Linked DNA regions of Homo sapiens: regions 1 and 3 are each linked to region 2. The links are chromatin loops, found by intact Hi-C in ENCODE. Cell type or tissue: gastrocnemius medialis. All regions are shown on one strand. Region 1 overlaps ARHGAP26 (Rho GTPase activating protein 26). Region 2 overlaps HMHB1 (histocompatibility minor HB-1). Region 3 overlaps ARHGAP26 (Rho GTPase activating protein 26).

What was found. Hi-C counts contacts between places; a loop is a spot of excess contacts. Peaks named below come from ENCODE experiments on the same cell type or tissue, not always from the same donor. Only the 100,000 strongest peaks of a DNase experiment are listed, where the experiment ranks them.
Region 1: it touches region 2 in a loop (11-fold over the local background); 75 of 110 quality-filtered maps call a loop at or near these places.
Region 3: it touches region 2 in a loop (7-fold over the local background); 33 of 110 quality-filtered maps call a loop at or near these places.

What each region holds. Positions count from the first base shown.
Region 1 is chr5:142,918,954-142,926,953 of GRCh38, forward strand. The region is part of intron 10 of ARHGAP26 (Rho GTPase activating protein 26); the gene reads left to right. Among named protein-coding and RNA genes, the nearest start is that of ARHGAP26-AS1, 54 kb to the left of the region's middle. In gastrocnemius medialis, CTCF peaks have their summits at 3,352 (motif pointing right), 3,551, 5,373 and 5,574; no DNase peak of the experiment used is centred here; H3K27ac peaks cover 4,221 bases.
Region 2 is chr5:143,820,433-143,828,432 of GRCh38, forward strand. It overlaps HMHB1 (histocompatibility minor HB-1), which reads left to right. Exons shown (of 2, transcript NM_021182.3): 2 at 48-284. The coding sequence ends at 136. Among named protein-coding and RNA genes, the nearest start is that of HMHB1, 12 kb to the left of the region's middle. RefSeq lists a silencer at 4,809-4,948. In gastrocnemius medialis, a CTCF peak has its summit at 4,882 (motif pointing left); a DNase peak (open chromatin) is centred at 4,859.
Region 3 is chr5:143,102,237-143,110,236 of GRCh38, forward strand. The region is part of intron 17 of ARHGAP26 (Rho GTPase activating protein 26); the gene reads left to right. Among named protein-coding and RNA genes, the nearest start is that of ARHGAP26-IT1, 86 kb to the right of the region's middle. In gastrocnemius medialis, a CTCF peak has its summit at 4,113 (motif pointing right); DNase peaks (open chromatin) are centred at 329 and 4,115; H3K27ac peaks cover 2,281 bases.

The sequences.
Region 1 (8,000 bases), 900 kb before region 2:
TGGCTTTAAATAAATGTAACTTGTAGTAGTTGTGTGGTATGGCCACAACATGCTCCAAAGGATAATTTTAAAAAATTTCCTAGCAGATACTAGTTATAGATTAAATTGTGTCCCTGCCAAAATCATATGCTGAAGTCCTAATCCCCAGTATCTGAAAATGTTGCCTTATTTGGAGATTACTTGATAGAGATAATCAAGTTAAAATGACGTCATTAGGGTGGGCCTTAATGCGATATTACCATTGTCCTTGTAAAAAGGGGAAATTTGGACCCAGAGATGGACATGTACACGAGAAGATACCGTGTTAACATGAAGGCAGAAGTCGAGGTGATGCACCTACAAGCCAATGAACACCAAAGGTTGGCAGCAGAGCACCAGAAGCTAGAGGAGAGGCATGGAGCAGATTCTTCCTCACAGACCTCAGGAGGAACCCTTGATCTTGAACTTTTAGCCTCTAGACCTGTGAAGCAATAAATTTCTGTTGATTAAGCCAGCCAGTTTGTGGCACTTTGTTACGGCAGCCCCAGGAAATGAACGCAGTTTGAATAGGGAGGGCCTTTCTCAATGAAGCAGCACTCATGCACCCAGCAGCCTTTAAATGGATAACTCAACACCTACTGCTTGAACAATCCCATTGCCAAGGAACCCCACTTCACAAAGCAGCCCATTCACATAAATTACCTTCTTCCTTTCTTTTCTTTTATTTTTTTACATGATTATAGCCTAAGCTTTCATTAGCTTTTTAAAAATCACCCTTTTTTGGCCTAGCGTGATGACTCATGCCTGTAATCCCAGCATTTTGGGAGGCCGAGGCAAGTGGATCATTTGAGCTCAGGAGTTCAAGACCAGCCTGGCCAACATGGCAAGACCCTGTCTTTACTAAAAATATAGAAAAAAATTAGCCGAGCATGGTGGTGGGCACCTGTAATTCCAGCTATTCAGGAGGCTGAGGCAGAAGAATTTGCTTGAACCCAGGAGATGGAGGTTGCAGTGAGCTGAGATCGCGCCACCACACTCCAGCCTGGGTGACAGAGGGAGACTCCATCTCAGTAAAATAAAATAAAAATCACTTTTTTTATTCTTTAATGAAGCAGCATTCTTGGGTGCTTTTGTATTACTTTGCCATAGCACCAAGCATTTGAAGGTTTATAATTTATATTGGTTAATTGAATAAAGACTAGATTGATCATTACAAAATGTGTCAACTCTTTGAGAGGATTTAGTGTAAAATTTCTGGGTTAAAAAATGGGACATGATTTCAAAGCAGCCATTAGTGGTAGCAGGATGTGAATCGGTAGTACTTGCTTATGTCTGTGTTCTGTCACTTTGAATAATTCACTCCGTCATGCAGTGTCTTAAGGAAATTCATGAGCAAATATAGGGAAAATATTTGTTTAGGCTAAAGAATCATGGTACTAGTCATTTGCCAGCATCCCTGGATTTGTTTATTTTCAAGAAATTTCTCACAGATGTAAGTGACACGTGGATATTTTCTCTCAGGTGTTTTCCAGGAGGGCCTAGTAAACCATGTGAAAAATAATAAAACTTTTTCTGATTCCCTGAATCAATAAAGTCTCTTGAGGGGCAGTGTTTACACTGGGGAAGGGAAATGATTACTTTTTTCTGGGGTTAGCTGACTCTCACCAATGTCCATACATTTGAAAATGCTGTGTGTTAAGTGCCCCTTTCCCAGCATTGGTACTCTCTAGAGGTGGGCAGCAAGGATAGCTTCTTAGAGATGGCAAGGATATTTAGTGCTGGAGTTGTAATAAGGGATAAGGCAAGAATAAACTTATCTTCATGGAGCTTACCTTTGAGTTTGGAATGCTCATATATACTCAAGCAACTAAGGTATAAACACCAGGATGTTGAGTGTTCCAGCAAACCTGGAGGGCCAGAATACTGGGGGGAAAGTAACAAACAAGAGGACTTTACCCTTCCATTCTTACAGGGGACGATGGCATGACTGGAATACGCTGAATTCATTCCCTCCCTCCTTCCTTCCTTATTTTATTGAGCATTACTACATGCTAGAGACTACTGGCAGTGGAGATATAAAGTTTACAAATCTGTAGGACTTTCTTAACAGACCTCATCTGATTTTCTTTCATACCAGTTCCAAAGTCCTTGTTTTGCAAGCTTTCCATGAATAGGTAAAGGGCAGTAGCTCTCCTCTGATCTAGTCCCAACCTAGCATTTCACATCCACTGTCAACTCTATTCTTCTTCTTCCCAGGTAACCTGCATTTGCACAGTAATAAGCTTTTCTTTGTATTGGTTGGTTGGGTGTTTAATTAGGTATGTTTTATATACCTCTGTTCAATTCTAAATATCTGTCTCAGGTGATTTGCTTCCAGAGGCAGAAGAACATTTTATGCAGCTTTTAATACAGTAATATGTGCATATGGCTGTTCAATTTTATTTTTTATGGTGACGTAATTTTGACATGGGTTAATTATTTTCTTTGAGGCCATGGTAAACTATTGTGTAAGAGACTAGAGGAGCTTAATCAAGTTAGTTGCTATTTAAACTAAACTTTTAGCAGGTGCTCACTTAACCTGCATTTGTGTACTGTTAGGGAAGAGACCCAGGAAAACTGAAGATTGGTGAAAGTCAGAATAGTGGAGGCCAGAAAGATTTTTGAAAGATCTGAAGAATCTACTGGAACCCTCAGCACCCTCATTTCAAATATGTTTGTATGGCAGGCTGCATGATGCAGGTAAAAAAGATAAGAGCATTCCTAAATTTGAATTTGGGATCTGTTCCTTACTAGCTGTGTGACTCTGGGTAAGTGGTTTAACCACATCTGTAAGATGGGGTGAATTATCACTACATTGCAGGATTTTTTCTGAAGGTGGAACACACTAATATTCCCCTCTGATGGAGTCCTATGTCTGAAAACATGGCTGTTGAATTTTTTTCTATACCCTAAAACCTGGGGCTTTATTGTTGTGATGGTGAACCTTAGCTTTGGTGGATATTCCTGTGAGCCTGCTTTTTGTCTTAATGGTGCTCCTTTTCCTGTAGTGTCATGAGTTTTCAAGTTATCTATAAGCTGAGAGGAAATACAGGTGCATTCGGGTTATATGTGCAAAGGGCCTGCTAGGGTAAGATTCCATTTTCAAACTGTGTATGTGATAACCTGTTGTTGATACATGCTTCAAATAAAGATAAAGTGTTATGCCCTCTCTTTCCAATTTATGGCCTCAAGAAGAAACTGTATTAATTTTAAATTAAAATAATATTGTTTCTTCTAGCTTGCTAAGAGGTGTGTGTGTATGCATTTGTGTGTTTTTGTGAAATTGTGTGACTGAGATTATGTGTTTTCCAAAAAGGATCATCTTATGTAACAGACTTTGTTTCAACATTCAACCTCTAGATGGCAGTTTTGTGTATGTATTAGTAACTATTAGAAGGTCCAGTTGAAAATCAGCTGTCCTATATACACCTTGTATACATTGACAGAAGAGTGTGTGTGTGTGTGTGTGTGTTTTCTGTAGAAAAAAATAATCATGAGAGTATTATTCCTTAAAGGAAGAAGAGTATCCTAAATGACTCATTCATTCTCTAGAAATTCCTTCCTCCCACCCTTTCATCACAAATCATTCATACCCACTTTCTTGCAAAAACAAACATGCTCAGTTAGTTGGGCCTCTGTTTAAACATTACCCTTTACCTGGCTCTTTGAACTAAAGTGCCAGGCCCTTTGCTTTAGGAATGGCTTATTTAGGATGGTGCAGAAAAGATGAGTGATTTCACTGTCCTGTGTGTGCTGAGAACCTGGCAGTCCTACTTTTCCCTCCTGGTGCAACGTGCCTTTATCTTTTGCAACACATGAATCCATTTTTCCTGGTTTCAGACTTCCCCTCCCTCCCCTTCTCACCCCTTGTTTGAAATAATATTTTATTTTGCCTTCCTGCTGGTTGGATTAGAGTGCTGGTCTCAATGCCATGACATTTCAGGCAGGAAATGGAGTTTTCCTTCCTCAGAGGGTGTTATATGACTCTGACTTCCATGACTTGAGTTGGGAGACGATACCATAGTTTCTGAATTGCTTTTTGGCTGTTCTGTAAAATAAGTTAGTGGAGAAGTTCTTGGAGTCTTAGAATTCATGTAGTTTGAACTTGTCATGGAGTTTTTTTTTTTCTTTTAATTAAATGAGAGCATGCCTGTTTGCTGTTTGATTCTGGTTTAACAAAGAATGGGGTATGGTGGTTAATGGACTTGATTGGGAGGGTGATTGAGGCAACCCTATTTTTACTCTTTAGTCTGCCTGGTGAAATATGGAGTTTTATTGGTTGAATATACCAGTTTATTTACCAATTTCTAAATATAAAATGAGTTTGTCTTTTTAAAATCAAAACCAAAAATGAGCTATTATGTAATTCTGGATAGAAGAAACAGTTCAACCAGTACATTCCACTTATGTACATTTCTGTTGATTGTGAGATAGAATAGTAAAAATGAAAAAAAAATACATGAAACAGAAGCTATATTTTCATAGTTTGTTATCAATAGTAGTAACAGGTATTTGCATTCTCCTTGAGTCTCACTCATCCCATCAGTGAATAATGCCTTGTCCTTGTGCAGTGTGTTAACATTTGCTTGCTTCTATGTCCCTGATACCTAGCATGATGACTGGCACATAATAGGAACTCAGTCAATATCTGTTGCATTTAAGAGCCATGCAATTTAATATGCCAAAGATGTCTTTGGGCTTCCCGATGTTTTACGACTTCAGTCTCTCATAAAAATGTAAGAACTTATCTGATGTGGTTGGTGATACCTACTTTTTAGACTATTATTATTGCTATGATCCTAATTATTTTAGGAACATTCCTCTAAAAATACTAAGGTTGCAGGCTTTAATAGGTTATGATTCATTCATTTATTAGGATCAGATCCTTTTTTTTTTTTTTTTTTTTTTGATACGGAGTCCTGCTCTGTCGCCCAGGCTGGAGTGCAGTGGCGCAATCTCCGCTCACTGCAAGCTCCGCCCCCCGGGTTCGTGCCGTTCTCCTGCCTCAGCCTCCCAAGTAGCTGGGACTACAGGCGCCTGCCACCGCACCTGGCTAATTTTTTTGTATTTTTAGTAGAGACGGGGTTTCACCGTGTTAGCCAGGATGGTCTCGATCTCCTGACCTCGCGATCCACCCGCCTCGGCATCCCAAAGTGCTGAGAGGATCAGATCCTTTCTAAATAATTGATTAGAAGCTACTTCCAAAACCTTCTTAGAGGGTTGACCCTTGCTTCCTCCCTCCCTCCTCTTTCCAACTCTCCTTCCCTCCCTCCCTCCTTCCTTCCTTTCTTCTTCTCCTTAAGATGCTGGTCTTTCTGGATCCCAGGACATGTATGCTACATGCACAGGGGGGCAGTACAACATTGTCATTAAAGCATGGGCTTTGCTTTAGATTCAGGCACACCTGGGTTCAAGTGCAGGCTTTGGCACTTACTAGTGGTGTGACATTATGCAAGTAATTTATGTGAGTCTCAGTCTTTTCACTTTTAAAAGAAGAAATAATGGTAGTGTCTACTTCATACAGTTATTGTGAAGAATGAATGATAATACAAGTAAAGTCCTTAGCACAGTGGTTAGCACATAATAAACACTCAGTAAATCTACCTGTGGTTTGGGGGCTGCCAGTTGCAGCATCTTCTGGTTTCTTACTTCCTCTGTCTCTCACCTGTACCACACCCAGATTATCATGGCATATTATTAATTCTTTCCATGCACAAAGGTCTTGCAGAAGGACCTCAATGGTTTATTACATCAGAGCACGCATAGTAGTGCAGATTCATATGTTCTGTCTCCAAATAGTAGATTACCATTGCCTTCCAGTGATGGCACTGTGTCCTTGAGTATTGGAAGAAAAAGGGAAGTAGCCCAAGTTCCTCCTTTGTGGATGACCTGGAGATACTCTCCTGAGTTTGACTGTAAGGTGAATCAAGAATATAGACAGGCATCCTTCATTGTTGGTCTTAATGCATGAGATGGATGACTTTATAACATGTAATGATGACCTAGGGTGAAGCTCAGATAGATTCAGAGGAAGACACAGACAACAGAAGTTGCAAACTGGTGGTCCACAGACATGCTTGGTTTGGCTTGAATAGTGTTTGAGGCAACAGTTTAAAACTGAAAAAAATCTTTAACTGCTGATCATGCCTTCCCGCATGCCAGCTACCGGTTGAGCTGAATGACAGATATTTCCTTTAGGTGGGGTGTGTGCTCTCTGTTCTGCCGCAGTCCCCACCATGCCCTGTTGCCCACCTCCCCCATGAAGACGAGTGACAGCTTTTTTGCTTTGCACTTGCACTGTTGTTTTTCCCACAGAGGGGAGATAATTCTTTGTTCTTTGTTTCTATCTGAAAGTAAAACTGCAAAAGAAAAAACCAAGAGCAACATAAGACCAAGTCTATTTTCCTTGGATTAAAGAATTTCTTATCCAGTTTCCCTAATTTTTCTTACTTACCGAGTCTCCGTAGACATTTGGGTCTGTAATCTCATAAACAGACATGGAAAAGGTGTCATTCTCCAAGATTATTCTATGTGGCTTTGGCCATATCTTTGTGTAAATGAAGCTCTTCTGAACCCGAACCATTGCATTGTCCAGGAACTGTTAGGAATTCATTTTCCCAGTAGCACTTTAGAAACAAAGGACCACTTCCCTTCCCTGGCACTTGCAAAACTCTTCTTGCAAGTGGATGGCAGCTGATGCTCCATTCCTTATCATTCCCCTTTGTCTCCTAAATAAGCATAAGGGGCAGGTTTCAGACACAGGCTTTGAGATTGTGTGTTCCTGTGGGTGCCTCAGCTCTTCTACTTTGAATTTGACCCTTAAATATACAGTAGTGTGGATGGAAGCTGGGGAATGAACTCTTGCCAACAGAAGATTTATAGTCTTATGAATGAGTAAATTCTAGATCTTTGGAGGTTGATTTAGAAAGAACGGTACTGTTAAATTCTGAGTGTTTTTGTTTCAGTGGGGTGGAGTTAGTAATAGCTTTTCCTTGTCCAATAGGAAGTGGGTAAATTGCCAAACCACTGAGATCACTATTGTTGACTCAGATTCAGGAATAAGATTAGCGTAGGAAAGCTGTCGAGTAACCCTGGAATTGGGGCTGGTTGTGATTCTGTTTGCTCTTGGCTGGTGAGGAGGCTATGAGTTGGTATAGCCAGTGGTCCCAGGATCCTGAATGTGTTGCTAAACCATATACTGCTTTCCATGGGCTGTTTTTAGGGGCCAGGGTTGGAGGAGATATGGTGTTGGGTAGCAACTTGCCCTGTAATAGATGGAGAGCTGTTTTCTCCATGGCTCCTGCAGTGTGAGAGGTGAGGTGCCAGCTTAGAGAAAATTCCAGATCCTCGTTCATGATTCTTAAGCAGATCCAGATTCTTAAGCAGATCCAGATTCTTAAGCAGATATAGCACTAAGGACATATTCAGAGTGAAAAGGAAGTGCTGTATTTTAAGTGGATTCTTAGGGTTGAGCTCTACAGAGGATTTTTAAGTCATTTGCTCCTTCTCTCATCTGGCGGGTGGAGGGAGCTCCTTGGCAGATTTTTTAGAATTTGCCAAAGACCCCTTCTCTGTTCTTATTAGTTATCAGATGTTAATTTTAAAAGGGAGTGGTAGGCCACTTTGTTGCGTTACTCAGGAGGAGAAAGGAAATGGCCATTATGTCAGTGCAGGTGTGTCCCTTCAGCCCTCAGCCCTGTGTGCTTTGTGGTAGAGGCATGAATTTCAGTGCTGTGTATGAGTGTGTTGGGAGTGGGAATCACACATGTCATTAGCACCTGTGGGTTGTTTCTTTTCCCTTTGAAACTATACACACCTGCCCTTCTGCAGCCGTAATTTTAACCTTACCCCATACTTACCATCCTGTTCCTGCTCACCCCACCTCTACCTGCCCCTGTGATTACAACTAATTTTTGGAGCATTCATCGTGTGCCTGACACTTTGAAATGCCGCATACACTTCTCATATAACCTTCCCAGCAT
Region 2 (8,000 bases):
TGAGAAGTTGTAAGCTCAAGTCTCAGCTAAGCCATTCTTTTCTATAGGTTCTCTGCATGTTTGGAAGTCGGAATTGGTTGAAGTTGAAGATGATGTGTATCTGAGGCACAGCTCTTCCCTGACTTATAGGCTTTGACACTGCTGTTGAGGTTTGACTCGAAGCCCAGAGTTTTGGTGTGGATGAGCAGGGACAAATTGCTGAGCATGAAGAAGAGTAAAATTAAGCAAGTGGAACATATGCCCTTTGCCTCTGCTCTGCACAGTGAAATGAAAAGTCAACCTTTGAACATGTGTGTGTGTCTCTCATTTTCCCAAACAGGATCAACCCACCATGATTTATGAATTCACCACTTTCTTAGAGGCTTCCTTTCTTTTTTATTAGATCCTCCTTTGAGAGCATCTAGGGTCCTATCAAAGAGGGAAGTGACTTCAAGCAAATCCACACTCAGACGTGAATTAACAATGGCTACCAAGCACAGAGCCCTTTTCCCTGGCACACTCCTGGGAAACAAGCAGTTACAACACTTGTGGAGAGTAATGTGATAGTATACATTCATTTTTTTTTAAGTAGAAACATTTATATTTAGAAATTTAACCTTTAGTAATGTGTCCCACAGGAATGCTTGCCTGAGTGTACCAGGATTTTTATTGTAGCAGTGTTTCTCAAAGGAAAAACAACAACAGCAACAACCTTAAAAACAAACCTAAGTGTCTATCGCTAGGGAAATAGTTACATAAATTATAGTACATTCATTCATACTATGGGACACTCTGTGGACAATAAAAGGAACGGAGTATACCTATATGTTAGAACATGGGGAAAATGTACATACTACCTGGTTAAATGGAAACAGCATTTTTCATTTATGATTCAATTTTCATAAAATAAATATTGCACACAATAAAAGATGCAGTTGGGAGTCCGAGGCAGGTGGATCACAAGTTCAGGAGATCGAGACCATCCTGGCTAACATGGTGAAACCCCTTCTCTACTAAAAATACAAAAAATTAGCCGGGCGTGGTGGTGGGCGCCTGTAGTCCCAGCTACTTGGGAGACTGAGGCAGGAGAATGGCCAGAACTGGGGAGGCGGAGCTTGCAGCAGTGAGCCGAGATTGCACCACTGCACTCCAGCCTGTGCGACAGAGCGAGACTCCATCTCAAAAAAAAAAAAGAGATGCAGATGAATACACAACTAACTGTTAACAGCAGAAAGTGGGTATGGAATGGTGAGTAGGACTTACACATTGATACTGTTTGAACTTCCTACCATTAGAAGACATCATTTTAAATTAAAAAATTAAAAATAGGTATGGTTGGTTAGAGAATTTCAGTTTGCAGTGATGAAAAACTTCTGGAGATGGATGAAGGTGATGGTTGCATAAGAATGTCACTGAACTGTATACTTAAACATAATTAAAATGGGAAATTTTATGTTATATATAGTTTACCACAATAAAAAAAATGGTGACCTTCACAAGGGCATTTCCATTACATAAGAAGTGAGCAGTGTGTAGCTTAAAGACGAGTTTGGTAAGGGGGCCTGGGCCAGATTGGAAGTCCTTTGAATGCAATACCAATGAATTCGATGTAATAGACCCTCTAGAGTTACAGATGATGTCTTAACAGCATTTAGGATAAGACAAAGGACACCTTTGGCTGTGAGCAGCAGAGGAGGCCTCCATTTGGTGAAATAGATATTGAAGGGAGGTTATTTGTGGTCTCTAATATCATGCCACCATTGTCCCCGTCCCCATCAGTCATAACTTTTTCTTTTGCCCTCATAAAGCTGAGCCTGCCAAGAATAATATGTTTATGTCTTTATATACAGCTGCCTAAACCCATTTATCAACTATTTAAGAGTCTGTATTACATTTCATTTTTTGGCCATTTAATTGTATGGAATTACAACTTTCAAGCTTATACATACCCTATTTGACATAAGAAGTAGTTACTGGTATCTATGAAATAAAAAGAAATAAGAGTCCAAAGCCAACTTAACACTTCCACTACCAAGGTGTATCTTTAAGTAAGGCAATCAATAAGCACTTAGCAAGCTCCTACCATATAAGCCAGGTAGGACACAAAGAAACATAGTAAAGTGCCTAACCTTAAAGGGCTTACCACCTATAAAGGAAATAACCAGTATACAAGGCATTGAATTGAATTGAATTGAATTGAATTGAATTGAATTGAATTGAATTGAATTGAATTGAGCTGGATTGGATTGGATTGGGTTGGATTCTTTGCAATTTCATACAGGGAGCATTTAACACCCACTAAGATATCCCACTGTGCAAGGTAGTATGGGTTTGAAGGAGATAATAAAAATACTAATAAAATATGTTCCCTCTCCCACAAGACTCCCAATTTAGGGGACAGCAGGAAGGAACTAACTAAAATGCAAGTCAAAATGTAATCGTGATATAATAAATTATAAACATAAATTTGCAAGGAGGACTAGCTTCATTCCCTTCGTGTAATGAATGAGCATTTGTAAAGGGGTTGAACATAGGAGCAGACTGAGAGAAGGGAGGGCCATTCAGGTTGAGAGAACAGCATGAGCAAAGGCCTGGAGGAGGGAATGTGCCTGACTGTTCAGAGAACAGAGAGAGGTTCTTGTCATTTAGAGCGTAGCGTACAGGTTGGGGCACAAGACTCTGCGTGAGATAAATTAGGGGAGGGAGAGCAGGGCCAGAGCCTTGGGGCACTTGCGAGGAATCACAGATGCATAGAGTCCAAGGGCTGCCGGAATGTTCAAGAGTGGAGATTTTGTGCACAGGAAGCCATACCCTCTCACCCAGGTTACTGTACCAGCTTTCCATCGTTCCCTCCATTCTGTTTCCACTCAGGCCCTCTCTAATCTATTCCCCACACTGCAACCACAGTGGTCCTTTGGAAACTGCAAATCAGATCAGGTCAGTCTTCTGGTTTCCTTTTCTTTTAGAATAAGTTTGGAATGTTAATATGACCTCTGGTGTTGTGCAGAGCAGGTCTTACACACACACCCCCCAACACCTGCCTGACCTTGTACCAGGACACTCCATTTCTCCCATAATGTTCCAGTCTACCTGACCTGCTCCTCCCTGATCCTAGGCTGCTATGGGGTATCTCTTGTGCTAACTGTAATGCTGGAAAATAGTAGGTGGTCAATACACAGCTGTGGAATGCAGTACGAAAGGTAGGCGTGCATGAAGGAATGAATGGAGTGCCGCTATAAGATTCTTTTCAAGTACCATTGGGCCTTATCATGAAGTGCCTGCAAGAGCAAGAAACTCCCTATTCTGCTTGGAGAGCCAAAGACAAATGGGCACAGGTGGAGGAAGATTCTGAGGTAAAGACAAAGGAAGCTGAGGATGTTCACATGTTTTCTTACATTTACTACAATGTGCATTTAGTATATTTGGGATTGAGGGGAGTAGAAAAGGCCTGACATGGGGACCATGGAGAATAAAACAGGAAGCAAAGAAAGTTCTCCTGAAAGGTCTGCAGAGGAGCTTTGAGGTTTGGTCAGAGAGGATGAGTGGGAAGAAGGTCAGGGCAGTGCTGGGGAAGAGAGGGCAGAGTGCTAGGTAGACTCAGGATTGGTCAGGATGGGCATCATGGAAGGTCAGGGGATTTTAGAGCAGGAACAAGGGTATGGCTGAATTGACCTGCCATGGAGTCCTGAGCAGACAAGAGAATACAGAAAGAGGGATTATACACTGAGGGTGGAGGAAAGGCTGGCTGGAATCCAAAGGAGTGTGAGAGACATGTGTCCATGAGATTGCAATCACAGAGGCGATTCAGAAAGGTCAAGGTCACAGAAGAGAAGACCTGCTCGAGGCAGGGTTGCCCGGTGGCTGCAATAGAGAAGGAGATCACGGGAATCAAGAGCAGGAAATCATTGGTCCAAGAGCTGAGGTCACTAGGGATAATAGCTAACCACTGGACCTTTTTAATGGCATGTATAATTATAATCCCACATGTACTGGTTTACTTGCCATTGTCCATTTTTCACCATACCAAACTAAATTATAAGCCCCTCAAGGGCAAGGATGAAGTATGTTTCTGTGTGATATCCAGTGTCTGTCATAGTAAGAAATATTCATTAAATATTTGGAGAGCAAATGAATGAATGATTGAATGTTTGACTACAGCACACCACTTCTCACGAAAAAGACTTTGTTTATAGCAATTGTGTAGTACCAGTGGAAAAACACTTGAGACTGGGGAGTAGTGAAAACATAGTTTTACCAAGCCGTGAAGCTCTGGATTATATACAGTTGTTTGTATGATACCTAAGTTGTTCTCTCCATTCTGAAAGTGTACGTACTTCAAGGGCAAGAGCCAAATCCTATATAATCCTTATGTAATACTTCCTTTCTATCCACAGAGCAGCCAGCAGAACTCTAGAAAAATAACAAGCAGATGTATACAGCCTGGAGGAGGAGGTTTTATAGTGAAACAGACTTTTATAGAGTTAGAGAAAACTGCCCCATCACTGATCTTCAGTAACTTGTTTCCTCATCTGTAAACTAGGAATAAAAAACAGGATGCAGCACATAGGGTTGATGTAAAGCTTAAGTGAGATAATGCGTATACCCATCTGTCAGTGCCAGGTACATAGCCCTCCATGTAAGACAGCTAAAGATAAAAATACTATTTTATCTGTTTTTTGGACTGTGTAAGCTGCAGTTGGATTTAGGGTTTGTCACTGTTTGTAGCAGCGACATTCTCATGCTCTTCTCAGTACCCTGGCCAAAAGGTTTGCTTCAGCAGCAGTGATTCCAGACCCCAACTCTGCTCTTCTCTGGAAGCAGGTATCTGCACGCTCCCACAGCAGGGGCTGATGACCTCAGGGGCTGATCTGTGCAAGCACAGCTCTATGCTGCCCTCTGGTGGATGTATTTTGGGCTGCCCCTTCCCTGCCATGGACTTGCTGCTGTGCTGACATTAAGGTGCAAAGATAAACTATATGAAGAGCACCTATGAGGAGGTTCTTTGGAGATTACAGGGTAATGAGGGAGGAACGCACTCCACCAATTGTTGTGTTTGGTTCAGCTTCTCAGTTGTACAATCCTACTTCTACCAAGGGAATGGCTATTTCTGCACCAATGAAAAACTCATTACCTCCAAGGGATTTTGGAGGTTAATCAAGGTGGTTCTGAGGCTCTGAGAGGGGCAGCGTCGAGCCTAAGATCACACAGTTAAACGACGACTTTGGCCTCTTAATCTCTGTATTATAACCATTTGCAGACCACTTTCTTTCTGTAAGGAAAAAGTCACAGGGCTCACTGTAAAATGCAAATTATTCTGGAAGGGCATCTGCTTTGCCTCACCTGAGAGTAATCTAAATGGCCATAATAGACCCAGGAGCCATGTTTATGTCTTCTCTTTTCCTCATCTATTACAGCCAATAAATAAGCAGGCTCTTCGGTTTTCCATATCATGTGTCTTATTCGCTGTGCTCCATCTCATCTGCTACTAACTAGCTCCATTCCCTATCTCTTTGTTTGGATGACTACAGTTGTCTCCTAAGGGCTCTCTCTGCTTTTCTCCTCCCAGCTCCTTCACAATCCTCTCTCCTCCCAGCAGCCAAGATGAGCTGATACAAGTCCTGTTTAAAACTCAACACTTCACCCTTGTCTAGACATCCATATGTGATTTCAATCTCATTGTATACCCATGCCCCCTTGGCTCTCCATATTCCAGCCAACCTGAGCCCTCTTCCATCACTCCGACATGGCCAGCCTTTGCCTTTGCACTTGCTGTTCTCTCTGCATGGAATAGTCTTCTCTGCACACTTCTCATGGCTGGCTTTTCCTCTTCTTTCATCTCAGTATAGATGTCTCCTCTTAGAGAGGCCGGCAATGACCACCCTATCTAAAAGAACTCCTTCCCCCAACATTCTCCTTCCCCAATATGGCAGCTCTTGTTATGCGTTTCTATGAATTTCCTTCATAACAGTAATCACTACCCGTCATTATCTTGTTTATTTGCTTAATGCATGTTCTCCATTAGAATATAACTTCCAGGAGGGCAGACTCTTTGCCTTCCCATTGCTGGAGTCTTCTCAGTGTCTGGTACATAACAGATACTCAAAAAAGTGCTTAGTGGAGTGGAAGAGGAGTACTTTATAGCTTGTGGCATTGGCTAACTTTTCATAACCTGGCCCCATCTGTAGCTGCTCCCCTGCCATACCCAGCCACGTAGAACCATCTTGATCAGATCGTTCCCTTATGTTGGTTGACTGAGTGAATGAGCATGTTTAAGGGATTTCATTTTCTCTATAGCATGTCCTGTATGAATGTTGATATATGCATAGACAAAGCTTTATATATTTACACAAAATCACATTCCTTCCTCCATGAAACTTATAATCGTGAATTTGAATTCCTTTCTTTATTCATTGCTGTAAGTCATAGTAACAAGATTTGATTGTACTAAACGCCATCCCATCACATTAATACAAACTTGATATTATGTTTATTTGATGAAGGTTTCCCCTGAAACTAGGCACTCAGGAATTGTTTCCAAGAAAAATAATTGAATAGGGAAAGAGACTGCAGTTGCCATTAAAATTAAAACCAGAAATCATTTCGTGTGTGTTATTCTTCCCTGGTTCCACCTCCAGCAATGACTGGAAACAGGTCCTTAAGGGCAAGTAATAAGAATGAATGTCACAAGAGTCAGAAATAATGAACCAATATCTTGCAGAAACACTACAGCATATGCCAACACAGAAAGAGGGTTGGGTAGGAAAGTGTGTGCATGTGAAAAAATAAACATCCCAGTAAAGAAATACGCAGAACCACGTTGATATATATACACAATGTCAGGTTCCTTTTGACTCAACAACAATAATCTGGTCACACAGAGTGAAACTGCAACCCTATCTGGCCCTTGATGTGGAAGGTGCTGAATCACCTGCCCAGGGGAAACTGCAGACATTTAGCACTTTCAAAGATGAGAATGAGCTAATAAAATTAGAGTCTGGCTCACTAAGCAAACATCACTGTGTGCCAGCCTCTCTTTGGAGCAAACCTGCTTTCTCAAATGCACACCACAATTTACTCTCCATGTACCATTTCCCTTATGTCAGTGAATGCCTTTCTCATGTCTTTGAATGTCTTTCTTGATAGCATACGAAAAATGAAGAGAAGGTGAGTTGAGAGGGGAAGGAGTGGGGAATAATAACATTTAACTAGATTTGTCATCTACTATTTCTATTAATTACCCTGGGGTTTCATCTCCTGGATCTTGTTATCTCTTTAGAGTAAAAAGCATTTAGTTTACTTAGATGATGGCCAAATACTCTTTTTTAAAAAAATACAGTTAGATAGAAAGAATAAGTATTAGTGTTCAAGGGTGACTATAGCTAACAATAATTTACTGCATATTTAAAAATAGCTAGAAAAGATTTGGAATGTTCCCAACACAAAGAAATGATACATGTTTGAGGTGATGGATATCCCAGTTGCCCTTATTATTACATATTATATGCATGTATCAAAATACCACAGGTACTCAATATACATATACAATTATTGCATATAAATAACAAATATTAGAAAAATACTTTTTTGTCCTCAAATACTTTGACCTTTTTTTCATTTACATAGCTGCTACTCAATATGTGAAAAATTTATGCTTTCTAATTTAAGATTTGAATACTCTAGGAAAACCAGTGTCAAAGATAATTTTGCAGCAGGGAGCGGGGACTAACAATGAAATCAAGATTAGTAATCCCAAGACCTAACATGCTGAATAAATTTAATGAAGAATTTGAAAGAAGGATTTTTATCAAAATACACATCAGGCAAGCCAGCGACAGTTAACCAGATGACCTGACTTTCCTCTTCAAGAATGCTGGATCACAGAAACTTTATTTGCTGTGGTCTGTGTTTGTTGCAGAAAGAATCTAAGAAGTAAAGATGGGACTCCGTTTCAGATGATGAAGCTCTAAAATGACTTCAGTTGACGGGTAAAGCCCATGACCTCTGGCCTCAGCAGGTTTCAG
Region 3 (8,000 bases), 720 kb before region 2:
CTTCACTTCCTGCCTTCCAGGCCTGGGGCTCCCTCCTGATAAACTTCAGTCTGTTCCACTAGCAAGTACCAGAGTGTGAGTCTCCCCTGGCAGGTCTTCCTAGAAATGCCACCTCCATTTCTTTCAGAGGTTTCCCTTCATTAAAGACCTCAGTGTCGGCCCCAAACATGCAGAAAAGGGGTGCTTGTTTGACTCTCCTAGAACAAGTTCTTATCAGAGGCAATCTTTTTCCTCCCCTAACTCAGAATGCTGATCCTCATAAAGCTTGAGCAACAGTGCTTGGTTCTGCTAATCACTGCTGGACCCATGCCGGTCACACAATTAAAAGTTGGCGTTTGGGACTTTGTGGCCTGGTTACACCCCTGTGCCTGTTGCGTCGCCCATCCGGGCTCTAGGGAGACAGAGACTCTTTCATTGCACAGCTCATGAAATACCAGAGGAGAAAGCTTGCTTTCTTACCAAAGCATTCTTCACTAATAACGTTCTCTGCATATACTCCAATCCTGCCTCTTTGAAACTTCTGTTTAAATTAGTTCTCCTCCTCCTTCTCCTTATCATTGTGCTTTGTACAGCCCTTGATAATTTTCAGTACTTTTTTCACCTCCCTTGCTTGCTTTGTCCTTACAGCATCCCAGTGCCTCTATGAAATAGACCAGGGAAGAGGCAGCACAATCCATTTTTGGTCTCTGTGGTAGCCACAAACGTTTATATAATGCCTCCCAAGTGCCATGGTGGAGTCTGGTGGAGTCTGCCCAGCTTCACAGGGGGGATCTGACATCTCCCAACTATTTTTCTTCCCCATGAAAATTTGTGAAAGATATATGGATTATAAACACAAGGATACCTTAATAGGTGTAGAGCTTTATTAAATTTTTAAAATGTAGAACTAAGGTGCCATCCTTGCCTGGTATGTCGTCTTCTTTACCTGTTCTTTTGATTTGCTTTGCTGCAGACTAATTGTGCCTGGGACCTTAAAAGTCACTGGATCAGTAGACATGGGAAAAAGTTCAATATCATTACTCTTCAAAGAAATGAAACTTTTAAAAGTCAGGAAACAACAGATGCTGGAGAGGATGTGGAGAAATAGGAACGATTTTACACTGTTGGTGGGAGTGTAAATTAGTTCAACCATTGTGGAAGACAGTGTGGCAATTCTTCAAGGATCCAGAGCTAGAAATACCATCTGACCCAGCAATCCCATTACTGGGTATATACCCAAAGGATTATAAATCATTCTACTGTAAAGACACATGCACACGTATGTTTATTGCAGCACTGTTCACAATAGCAAAGACTTGGAACCAACCCAAATGCCCATGAATGTTAGACTGGATAAAAAAAAAAATGTGGCACATATACACCATGGAATACTATGAAGCCATAAAAAAGAATAAGTTCATGTCCTTTGCAGGGACATGGATGAAGCTGGAAACCATTCTCAGCAAACTAAGAGAAGGAACAGAAAACCAAACACTGCATGTTCTCACTCGTAAGTGGGAGTTGAACAGTGAGAACATATGGGCACAGGGAGGGGCACAGCATACACCGGGACCTAACAGGGGGTAGGGGGAAGAGGAGGATAACCTTGGGAGAAATACCTAATGTAGATGACGGGTTGATGGGTGCAGCAAACGACCATGGCACATGTATACCTATGTAACCAGCACATTCTGCACGTGTATCCCAGAACTTAAAGTATAATAAAAATATATATATATACACACAATGGAATATTATTCAACCTTAGAAAAGGAGATCCTGCTATTTGTTACAACATGGATAGACCTAGAGAAAAAAAAAAAGAGAGAAATGAAACTTAAGATAAAAGCTTTCAAAATAGCAATACCTTATTTTGGTGCTAGTGAAAGCACCAAAAGGAAAAATAAAGGTCCTAGGGAAATGGGCATATTAAAATTTTCTAGGTGGGAATGTAAATTGACATAGATCTCATGGGTGACAGTTTGGTAATATCTATTAAAAATATTTATGCTGGCTAGGCACAGTGACTCACGCCTGTAATCCCAGCACTCTGGGAAGCCGAAGCAGGTGGATCATTTGAGGTCAGGAGTTTGAGACCAGCCTGACCAACATGGTGAAACCCCATCTCTACTAAAAATACAAAAATTACCCTGCAGGTAGTGGCACGCACCTGTAATCCCAGCTACCTGGGAGACAGAGGCAGGAGAATCGCTTGAGCCTGGGAGGCTGAGGTTGCAGTGAGCCGAGATCACACCACTGCACTCCAGTCTGGGCGAGAGAGTGAGAACCTGTCTCAAAAAAACAAAACAAAACAAAAAAAGTATGCCCTTTCATCCAGAAATTCTATTTCTATGAATTTATTCTAGGGAAAGAAAGATATATGCACATATTTGTGTACATAGAGATTCACTGCAATATTAGTGGAAACAATAAAATATTGGAAACAATCTGACTGTCCAATAACGGGAGATTTCTAAATTATCGAATACCCATACAGTGAAACACTGTGCCACCATAACAATGTTGAGTGAGACAATGAATGGTACTTGAAAAGTTCATAGTAATGCAGTAAAAAACAAGTTATAAAACTAGGTGTCTGCAGTATGATTCCAACTTGATTTGAAATATGAGTGTGTGTGTGTCTGAAAAAAACATGGAATGTGACACGTATACCTTAAAACATTGAATAACATTTAGTTATTTCTGGATGGTAGAATCACTGGTGATTTTTATTTTCTTTGTGCTTTGTATCAGTTATTCCACAGTAAATACTTTCATTTATCAGAAAATAAAAGAGAAAACATGTATCTTTTTTTCCCCCTAACGATAGCACTGAAAGAAAGAGTAAAGGGTAAGCTATTTAAAAATAGGCCTAATCGGCTGGGTGTGGTGGCTCATGCCTATAATCCCAGCACTTTGGGAGGCCAAGGTGGGCGGATCACCTGAGGTCGGGAGTTTGAGACCAGCTTGACCAACATGGAGAAACCCTGTCTCTACTAAAAATACAAAAAATTAGCTAGGCATGGTGGCACATGATTGTAATCCTAGCTACTCAGGAGGCTGAGGCAGGAGAATCGCTTGAACCCGGGAGGCGGAGGTTGTGTGAGCCAAGATTGCGCCATTGCACTCCAGCCTGGGCAACAAGAGCGAAGCTCCATCTCAAAAATAAATAAATAAATAAATAAATAAATAAATAAATAAATAAATATAAAAATAGGTCTAACCTAAAGACCAAACTGACATTAGCTAATGTCATTACATGATTCTGTCTTAACGAAGATAGAAGCATTTTATTGCGTAAGTTTTCTTCTGTGTGTGGGAATCATATGTGGGTGTATATATGTTTAAGGGGTATGCATCCGGGTAGACGTTTGTGTGTGGACATGTGTGTACAGGTATATAAGTACATGTGTCATAGCCTTGGTACAGGTCTCATAGCCTTGCAGCACTGTGTTCCTGGCGGGAGTGGCATCTGTCTGCATGTCTGAAAATGCCACGTGTGCATTCTGCTGATCACCAAGGTTCGTGGCTGTAGGCATCCTCTCTTCAGTGCGTCAGAAGTCTGAAGAACATGTAGCTGCACCGGGGCGTTATGGGAAAGTAACGTGTAGGATTTATTAACTCATTTCTTGAAGCCACTCACTGTTTGTTTTTAAGTACCAATTTTTATTTTCCATTGCCAAATAGAGAAGAGACTTTTTTTGGTGAGTACAAGTATGAGTGATTTTTTTTTTTGGTCATTTTTATAATGAACTATTTGAATCCTGACTTTTCGCAGAGTAGCAGGACTCCCTGAACTGTGTTTCTTCCTCTCCCCACAAGTTTACCAAGCCCAAAGGGTCTTTTTAAAGGGTGACTTTTTCTTTTGTTGTTTGTCTTGTTTCCCACCCTTACTTAATGATTACTTAGCTCTTTATATAATCCAGCTAAATGCTGGTACATAGCAACAGGATTGTGGTGTGGCTTTCTCCTTGATGTAAATTTCTGGAAGATGGCCTTCTGTATGGAAGACTGAGCAGTGGGATCTATTAGTGACATGTTTTTGGGAGGAGCTGCTTCCTAAATGGGTTGAGGCTGCAGAGATGGGCAGGAGGAGCAGCCAGAAGCCACAGGGTGTTCGCATCATTGTGCGGGTAACCACATGGTGGCAACGATTGCACAGCTTCCAGTTGTACTTAGCAGCTGTTGACACAGACTTCAGAATTCCCATGGAAAAGGAAGTGAACTCCTTTGGAATACAATGCATTGGGCTTTTTTTTTTTTTTTTTTTTTTTTGAGGTGATGTCTCAATCTGTCACCCAGGCTAGAGTGCAGTGGTGCAACGTCAGCTCATGGCAACCTCCGCCTCCCGGGTTCAGGCGATTCTCCTGCCTCAGCCTCCCGAGTAGCTGGGACTACAGGCACGTGGCACCACGCCCAGCTAATTTTTGTATTTTTAGTAGAGACAGGGTTTCTCCATGTTGGTCAGGCTGCTCTCGAACTCCTGACCTCAGGTGATCCACCCACCTCGGCCTTCCAAAGTGCTGGGATTACAGGCATGAGCCACTGCACCCAGCCTGGGCTTCATTTTAAAGCGGTCTCAGGCAGGCATTGCTGATGCTTGTGGTTGAAGATACAACTTATTATTGCCTAGGTGTATGAGGGTGTGATTTGTTGTCTGCCTCTAGGCTGTAGACTTCTGGACTGCACTGTTTGATTAATGGGCTCAGCTCACAGGTCTCTTCCCTAGAGAGGCCTTCCTGGCCTACCTAAGTTGGTCCTCTTAGGTTTTGTCATATACCTCTGTTTGATTTCTTCATGGCACTTCTGTAATCTGACATTTTTACTGATGTATCTGTGTGTTATTTGCCGTCGGAATGAAAGCAGGGATCTTGTCAGTCTCGTTCACTTCTTTATCCCAGTGCCCAGAAGGGTGCATGGCATCTCATAGGTGTTCAGTCGGTATTGGGTGTGAGCATACTTGGTGTGTTTAGGAACAGACAGAAGGCCAGGGTAGTTAGAGCTCTGTGAATAAGAGCATGGTGGTATGACATGAGGTTGGAGGGGTCAGTAGGCAGGGGCTGGATCGTATAGGCCACGATGAGGTGTTTAGATTTGCTCAAGGATCTGGTATTCATTAAGTGGTTTCATCTCTGTAGATTTATATACTCTCCAGATTGGTCTGCTAAAGTCAGTTACTGATGGCTTTTCTGCTGGGAATTGTGCATCATTCTGTCCTTGAAGTGCCACTGTAGCCTACACTGTATTTCTCCCCCTATCTCAGCTGCCATCAGCTTGGCCTTCTTCACCCACCTTTTCTGTTGAGCCAGGCAAAGCAAGATGACAGCAACTAAGATGTCAGGCTGTGATGCCTGCACAATAGAAAGCATTTTAGAACTTTGTCATTAAACACTTTGACTTCCCCTTTGAAAAATATCTGTTTAGGTTTGGGCTTTGTGAGTGACTCTTGCTGAGAGTGTGAATGTTGGGTGGATCAGGGACCCAGATCTCGACTTCACTCTGAATCGTTCGGTGTCTTTGTTACCAGACACGATCTGCTCTTCTCTGCCTAATGATAGTTGGTTTGCTCACCTTGGATCTCTGGTTTCTGTTGTCAACCCTGTATTTTAAAATTTGCTTTCATGGTAGCAGAATTCAATGAGTTTCCAGCTTTGTGCCACCTTTGAGGAGGATAAATCAGGTTTTGCTTTGCATGTGTTGAAGTAAGAACTTTATTGGCTTCATTCCCTGACAAATCTATTTTTGTGATTAAGGCAATAAATATAACAGAAGGGTTTGTGTGTTCACTCTAATCCTCACATGTACCACTATATATAAACACTGTTATTTTGTATGGATGAATAAATAAGAGGAACTGTTGTATCCCTTAGGCTTGAACTTACATTGAAATTTTAGGAGATAATGATTTAGTGCAGCAAGGAGCTAGGAGGTGTTGCCACAGAGTTTCAGGAGGAGAGGGATATAAAGGTGTAATCAATTCAGATTGTTTCTAACTTTTATGGATTGTGAAGATTTGTATTCCTTTTTCAGTGGATTCCATTCATTAGCGTTAGACATGTAAACATATGGAATGTGGATGTACTATACCAGTAATTTTCATGGATGTTAGAGCTCTAGGATGTTTTTCACCTTTTACCGTATGAATTGACCTCCAGAACTTTCCCATGGGGTCTCAGCTCTTGTACATGAAGAGCATAAACTTTTCTGGACACCATACATTACTGTTTTTTTTCTGTCTTCTAATCAAATATCCAAACATAATCTAAAAGTACCGTGACAGGACATATAGGTTTGTCAATTCCAGTCACTTTGGTAGACTGGCCCTTGAAATAAAGCTAACGTTTTCAACTTCAGCCTCCCAGTGTTTTTTCAGACTTATGGCAGGGAATGTAATTTTCTGTTTGCTTTTTGGGGTGAAAGTACATTCCATTTCAAAAATATGCCAGTCACATGAGTTATTTCCCTCATTTAAAAAATCCCCACAAAAGGAGATAGGTTACCTAGGGTGGGTATTTCATGAGTGTATGCTTCTTTATCAGTCTGTCCATCTCTCTGTAACATTTCCCATGAACCCTTCTGTGGATTTGGAATCTTAGTCCTTCCAGAAAGGATTATGGTCATGTCCATAGAAGCTGCAATGAGATTTACATCTCTTGGGAAGTGACAAGCTCTCAGCGCAAGCTCTCAGCGCTGGGTCCCAGAGCCACTGTTCCTGTTGGAGCTAAGCCACATGGCTAAGGGCCAGTCCCTTAACCTTTGATTTAGCTCCTTTTGTCCCTGTCCTTTCATCTGTAAAATGGTGCTAGTAATGTGGATCTGGTTTCAGAAGACTGCTGTTTATTTTAACTAATTAAAGATTGTTACAATGGTGAAATTCAATGGACTCTACAAATATTAATATTGGTGCTGATCATGGGTGGCTATTAGCTGGGTAGCAGGTAACTCGCACCTAGAAGCTCTTACCTGCTCTACGCCCCAGTTCAGGTTTGGCTAAGATTCTGTTCTTCCACCAGGCTTCCCAGTAGAGGTCTCCAGCACAATGACCAAGAGGAAAATGGGCAACAACTGCAGAAACCTATGAGGTTAACACAGATATATAGGCGCAAAGGCACAGGGCCTGACACATTTTAATTAAATATGAACAGTACTGTAATCTGGTTTGTACATGTCTTGAATTCTCTTATTGGGTTTTATGCTAGCTTGTAAAGTTCTTATCTCTTTTTGGTTTTTGTTTGTTTTTGTTTTTGTATTTTTTTTTTTAGACAGCGTCTTGCTCTCACCCAGGCTGGAGTGCAGTGGTGCGATCTCAGCTCACTGCAACCTCCATCTCCTGGGTTCAAGCCATTCTTCTGCCTCAGCTTCCCGAGTAGCTGGGACTACAGGCACACCACATTTTGTATTTTTAGTAGAGATGGGGTTTTGCCATGTTGGCCAGGCTGGTCTCAAACTCCTGGCCTCAAATGATCTGCCCACCTGAGCCTCCCAAAATGCTGGGATTACAGGTGCAAGCCGCCACACCCGGCCATATCTCTCTCTCTTTGAATGTTAAGCAACCTATGGAATTTCAGCATTTAGGTCTTAGTTGAGACCTTTCCGAGTCTACAGAGAGGATGACTAATACTGTTACCCCTCTGATCAGAATTTTCTAATTGCTTTTCATCTCACTCAGTCAAGAACAAAGCTTTTACAGTGGCCTGCAAAGTTTTCCAGGATTTGCCACCCTCAAGTCCATTATGTCTCTGACTTTTCCTGATACTTGCCCTCTTGCTCTCTGGGCTCCAGGTACACTGGCATTACCAGCATGCCACCCAGGTACTTACCCCGAGGTGTTTGTACCTGCTGTTTCCTCTGCCTGTAGCTCCCTTCCCAGATGTCCTCATGGCTTGGCAAGACATGCCTTCTCCATGAGATGTCCTTGACCACCAGTCTAAAGCTACAAACATTTCCTCTATACTCCCCATCCCTTTCATGCTGGCTGTTTCATCATAGCACCATATATTTTCTTTGCTTATCGCCTGTCC